Regions from separate parts of the Homo sapiens genome. Here region 2 is linked to region 1. The links are chromatin contacts, found by Hi-C in ENCODE. All regions are on one chromosome and are shown on one strand. The core of a region is the stretch at or near the end of the contact, and the rest is flanking DNA. Distances in the headings are between cores, read along the strand shown. Region 1 overlaps ST8SIA5 (ST8 alpha-N-acetyl-neuraminide alpha-2,8-sialyltransferase 5). Region 2 holds the start of ST8SIA5 (ST8 alpha-N-acetyl-neuraminide alpha-2,8-sialyltransferase 5).

Region 1 (2,703 bases), core at 119-2,618:
CTCTATTCATGTCCCCTGTCCAGAGTGGCCTTCCTAGGCCACCCACTATCCTTCCAGGCACCCTCCAATTCCTTGTCCTGCTTTTTTTTTGGAAGAGTTATGGCTATGTGGCATTATATTGAATGAATCATTTATTGTCGCCCCTGTGGAAGTGCCATGAGAGTGGGGACACTGGCCAGTTCATCAGTGCATCCTGGCCTGAAACAGTTCCTGGCACACAGTAGAGGGTCTATAAATCTTTGATGAGTCAAAGAGGAGAAAAACCCTTCTCACGCATCAACAGCGCAGACAGGCCATGGAGGAGCTGTGTGTAATTCCACATAATAAGAGCTGGTCTGGAGGAGTGCCCAGGGGCTGCAGGCACAGAGGAGGGAGGGCCACGAAGGGAGCCAGTGGAAGCTGACCCCTGGGCTGACTCTGCTGAATGAGTAGGCAGGGACTAGCAAGAAAGCAAAGAGTATTCCAGACAGAGAGACTCCCCCAGGGGGGAGAAGACCGAATCCTTTCCCTGGCACTGGGGTGGAGATGGGGACTACTCAGGAAGGAGAAGTGGTGAGAGTTGGCGGAAGATGAAGGAAGGAGAAGGAGGCAGCTAGGATGTATCTCTTGGCTAGGGTGCCTGTGGGCATGGTGGTCAAAGTCCATGAGAAGCAGTAGGGGCACTGGCCAGTGCTAGCATTCACACACTGAGGCATTCCTGGCTGTTGAGCTGAATTTTACAAAGGGAAGCCTTTCAGGGCTCCCTAGTCTGGCCTGGAAAATAAGGTCATCATGTACATACTCTCACAGGGAATATGTTAAACACTGGATCTGGGGCCCTGCAGAACTCCGGGGTGGGGAAGGAGGAATGAAGCTAGACACCAGGCTTTGCCCTGCTACCCCCAACCCCCACCCTGTGCCAGAAATGACCCTCAGGCTTGGTGTGAGGTGCACACCTGGGGCAGATTAATCCCAGGACTATTTAGGGTTGCACTGAGAACATCAGGCTTTTTAGCATCCAGTTCTGATATCTCAAAACAGCTCTGATAATTCCTGGGGACAGATGAGTGAACTGTGGCCCAAAGAGGGCAGGTGAAGTTCAAGGCTGCTGAGCCGGGCCATGGACCAGCCAGGGGTTGGAGCCGGGGCTCTCCACTGCCATGGCATGTCTCCTGACAGCTGTGACCCGCAGTTGTTAACAGCTGAGCTGTTCTTGCCTCTCTCCTACCTATCTGGGAAGACACTTCAGTCCTTTGAATTGTCAGGCTGCAATTTTCAGACTGATTTCTGTGCGTTTGCTGTGACGGGTCGTGTGCTATCTCGAGACGGCAGCTGTTCTGGCTCTAGAAATAGCGCTGAGCTCACTGAAGGGCTGTTGCCTTTGGGAGGGGGAAGGGCTGCTGACTGAGAAAACCCCCCAGAGAACGATGGCTGTCAGAGTCAGGGAGAGGAAGTGCAGTGACACTGTTAAGAGCAGGGGTTCCGGGCTCTCACAGTCCTCAGGTTTCTTTTCCAGTGCCACCATTTACTAGCTGAATGACCTTGGGCAAGTTACTTTACCTCTTGTAGTTCAAGTCTCAGATATAAAATGGGGGAAATTATGCTTGCCTCATAGGGCTATTGGGAGGATTAAATGAGACCAAGTTAAATGGTCTGGTATCAGGCTGTCATGGACAGTTGTGCAGGGTGGGCACTGCACAAAGATACTCAGCCAGGCAGTCAAGTGAGGCTGAAGTACAGCTTACTCTCACTTGACCAGCCATGTGTCTGGTGCATGTGGCTTAATTTATCTGGGGAAAATGGTGCTTTTTCCTTATTTGCACAGAGGCGCTATATGGGCTAGTGGTGTCTCTAACCAGTGTGGAATAAATAAACAACTCCATGGTTCTCTGAGACTCTGCACCAAGCTGGACAGGAGTCTAGGTGTTCAGATTAGTTTCCCTGTTCACCTAGGGCTAGTGGAGATTTAACAGGTGTTTGTGCGTGACACAGGGACCCCCCTGGGCTTCTATTCTCTGGAGTACCATCAGTGTCTGGGGGTGGGGATGGGGAAGTGTTAGATAGAAAGCTGAATGCATGGACCTCATCTTGTAGCAGCCAGTGGTTGCTGGGACCCAGAGTACTGTTGCCCCCAAGAAAGGAAACATGGCCCTGGAGAAGCTCTGGAGAGGGAATCAGGCCAACAGGGGAGCCTCTGTGGGGCAGGCTTTTGGGGAAAGGCTCATAGGAATTACAGACCCAGGCTCTCAGAGGGCCAGACCCTGGGCATGCTGAAAGGAGCCTCTTCGGGAGAATCACTTGAACCCGGGAGGGGGAGTTTGCAGTGAGCCGAGATCATGCCACTGCACTCCAGCTTGGGTGACAGAGCGAGACTCCATCAAAAAAAAAAAAAAGAGAGAAAGAAAGAAAGGAAGAAAGGAAGGAAGGAGAAGGGAAGGGAAGGGAAGGGGAAGGGGAAGGGGAAGGGAGAAGGAAGGAAGGAAAGAGAGAAAGAAAAAGAAAAAGAAAGAGAGAGAAAGAAAAAGAAAGAAAGAAAGAAAGAAAGAAAGAAAGAAAGAAAGAAAGAAAGAAAGAAAAGAAAGAAGGAAAGAAGGAAAGGAAGAAAAAGAAAGGAGGCCTCCTTAGCCCACAGAGCTGGAGCCCAGTCTGGGCAGGGAGAGAACTGATGCCCAGGGCCACTGTGTTCACCTCTTTCTGGCCTTCTGCATTTGTCTTCTCACTTAG
Region 2 (2,703 bases), core at 116-2,615, 46 kb before region 1:
ACAGGGGCCACTTCTGCCTTATGAATTAACACAAATCCCGAATTCTTGGTGGAACCCTTATCATGAGATTTTACTGTGCATTATTTGATCTTTCCAGTTCAAAGAAGAAACTACTAAATGCCAAGGTCGAGAGTATTGGAGTCTGGGCACTTCCCCCATCAAAGTTCTTGTGCTGAGGTTTGAGTTTCGGTCAGGTTCGCTGTTGAATCCCTGGCCTGACTCTAGAACATCCCGGAGTGCCTGCTGGAACCTGGGAAGGGGCACCCTAGAATCTTCCAACCGGCCTCAGTGGCGAGCGCCGCGGGCACACGACTCCCAGCGCTTGGAGCCTCTGCGGTGTTAGGATGACAGGACTGTCGCCTGGCCGGGTTGGGGGGTGGGGACGGTATTTCAGGCTAAGAATTTCTGAGAGGCACGACATTCGCATTGCGTTTCTGTGATTATTCTCCCTGGCTTGCGTTCTGAAGCACGAATCTTTCCGGATGTAGTAACTGGCTTCCTAAAGCTTTGGGGGGACTGTGGTCCCCGAAGGCTGCCGGCTGCCTGACCTAAGATTTACGAGTGGTTCCAAGGATGAGACAAGGTCCCAGTGTCTCGGTGACAACAGGGTCTTTGACGAACGGCTGCCGAGTTGCAGCTGGGGAGGGGGAAGAGGACTGTGGCGGGGGCGGGGAGCCCCTGAATTTCTTCCTTGTAGGAGTTGGGCGCCGGGGCACGGGCAGGCAGCCCCGCAGGCCATCAGCATGCAGGAGCGGCGCGCCGTCCTTGAAGGGCTGCCCGGCTGACCTTGCTCCGCTTTCTCCGGAGAAATCGCTAGGAGAGCGCGAGGACGCGGCCACGATGGTGACTCAGTGCCCTGCGCGCCGCACGCAAATGCTCCCTTCCATCAAGTCCAGCTCCGCAACTGTTGTTTCCTCTTCCTGCCCTCTTTTTTTTCTTTTTTTTTCTTTTTGAGACGGAGTCTCGCTCTGTCGCCCAGGCTGGAGTGCAGTGGCGCGATCCCGGCTCACTGCAACCTCCGCCTCCCAGGTTCAAGCGATTCTTCTGCCTCAGTCTCCCAAGTAGCTGGGACTACAGGCGCGTGCCACCACGCCTGGCTAATTTTGTTTTTTGTATTTTTAGTAGATACGGGTTTTCGCCATATTGGCCAGGCTGGTCTTGAACTCCTGACCTTGTGATCCGCCCGCCTCGGCCTCCCAAAGTGCTGGGATTACAGGAGTGAGCCACCGCGCCCAGCCCCTGCCCTCTTTTTAATTCCAAGATTCAAACCCGGCGTTTTGCGCTCCGCCCCTCCCCCTCCCCACGGCCCGCCTATCATTAGCCAGACTGCGCGGGTGTTTTGTACGCCCCCTCCCCCCGTCCCTATCGGCAGAACCGGAGGCCAACCTTCGCGATCCCTTGCTGCGGGCCCGGAGATCAAACGTGGCCCGCCCCCGGCAGGGCACAGCGCGCTGGGCAACCGCGATCCGGCGCCGGACTGGAGGGGTCGATGCGCGGCGCGCTGGGGCGCACAGGGGACGGAGCCCGGGTCTTGCTCCCCATTGGCCGCCACCTCGGCGGGAGGGGCCGCCTCCGGCTCGTGGCACCTGGCGTCTCCCCTCCGCGGGGAAATCGGCGGCTACCCGGCACCGGCGCCTGGAGGTAAAGGTACCCGGGGGTGGGGAAGGCCCCTGGCCGCGGCAGAGCTCCCTGCCACCGGCCCTGTCCTGCTTGCCGCCCCAGCGCCTGCGACGCTTGGATGCCCCCAGCTCCGGCCGCGCCAACCAGAAACTTTGCCCCTCGAAGTCCCCCGCCTGCCTGACCGCACCGTGAGGCGCCAAGTCGGCCGCGCGCCCCCCGGGGCCCCGGAACCCCGCGAGTCATTGCCTGGCCGCCCCGTACCCCGCGCCCGCGGCGCCCGGTAGCCAGGATGCGCTACGCGGACCCCTCGGCCAACCGGGATTTGTTGGGGAGCCGAACTTTGCTCTTCATCTTCATCTGCGCCTTTGCCTTGGTGACCTTGCTGCAACAGATCCTGTATGGCAGGAACTACATTAAGAGGTAAGAAAGTCCATTGAGAGGGCGGGATGCGCGGAGCCGGCCGGCGAGCCCCCGGGTGGCAGTGGCCGCGGCAGCTTCGGTCGCAGCGCCCCGGGGTGAGTGGCCGTGGGGTCCGCTCCTAGCCCCGAGCATGGCCGCTTAGGCTTGGGCCACCGCGTTTCCAAGAGCATCCTTGCTTGCTTCTGCCCAGCGCTGGCTGGAGGGTCCAGACAACTTTGTTCCGCTGTGAAAAATGAAGGACAGAATAGAATTCCAAGCAACCAGGCTGACGATAAATCCATTTAATACCCGGAGAGACCGCATGGATCGGAGCGGTGTCCTCCAGACCCACAGTTCTATGGCCATTTGTTTGGACTCCGGGGTCGGAGGGCTCAAAATCGTATCGATTGTTTGTTTGTTTGTTTGTTTGTTTATAACCTCGCGAGTCCTGAACTTTCGTAAGGACCCTTGGGAGAAAAAGCATTTTCCCCTCCAGGAGCTTCGGGTTCGGTGGGGGTGGTAGTGTGGGCTGTGGCTATGCGACAGGGATAGTGATAGTGAAGTCTTACAATCCCACAGCCACTGGATCTGTGAAACTCAACAACCTGATTCCTTCTGAAACAGATGGCTTTTTTTTTCTCATCCTTAGCGCAAAAGGTCAGAGCTGCAGCATAAGTTAACCCC

What was found. A loop is a pair of places that touch in the nucleus more often than their neighbours do. Pooled maps may share reads with other maps.
Region 2: a map of psoas muscle shows a loop between it and region 1 (3-fold over the local background). The contact joins the promoter of ST8SIA5 here to the enhancer-like site in region 1. A Hi-C loop is called at or near these places in 13 of 168 maps with a recorded cell type or tissue (adrenal gland, cardiac septum, dorsolateral prefrontal cortex and 7 more), 2 of 37 single-sample maps with no recorded cell type and 8 of 50 pooled maps.

Annotation. Positions count from the first base shown.
Region 1 is chr18:46,710,216-46,712,918 of GRCh38, reverse strand. The region is part of intron 1 of ST8SIA5 (ST8 alpha-N-acetyl-neuraminide alpha-2,8-sialyltransferase 5); the gene reads left to right. Among named protein-coding and RNA genes, the nearest start is that of ST8SIA5, 45 kb to the left of the region's middle. Within about 2 kb of position 1,368, at least 6 of the 41 ENCODE cell types and tissues checked have a DNase peak (open chromatin) inside an H3K27ac peak, as active enhancers do; they include gastrocnemius medialis, heart left ventricle, heart right ventricle and 1 more, where a contact is called at or near this core.
Region 2 is chr18:46,755,715-46,758,417 of GRCh38, reverse strand. ST8SIA5 (ST8 alpha-N-acetyl-neuraminide alpha-2,8-sialyltransferase 5) reads left to right here and starts at 1,365. Exons shown (of 7, transcript NM_013305.6): 1 at 1,365-2,040. The coding sequence starts at 1,910. ST8SIA5-DT (ST8SIA5 divergent transcript) reads right to left here and starts at 975. Exons shown (of 3, transcript XR_001753434.3): 1 at 1-975. RefSeq lists a silencer at 1,393-1,782.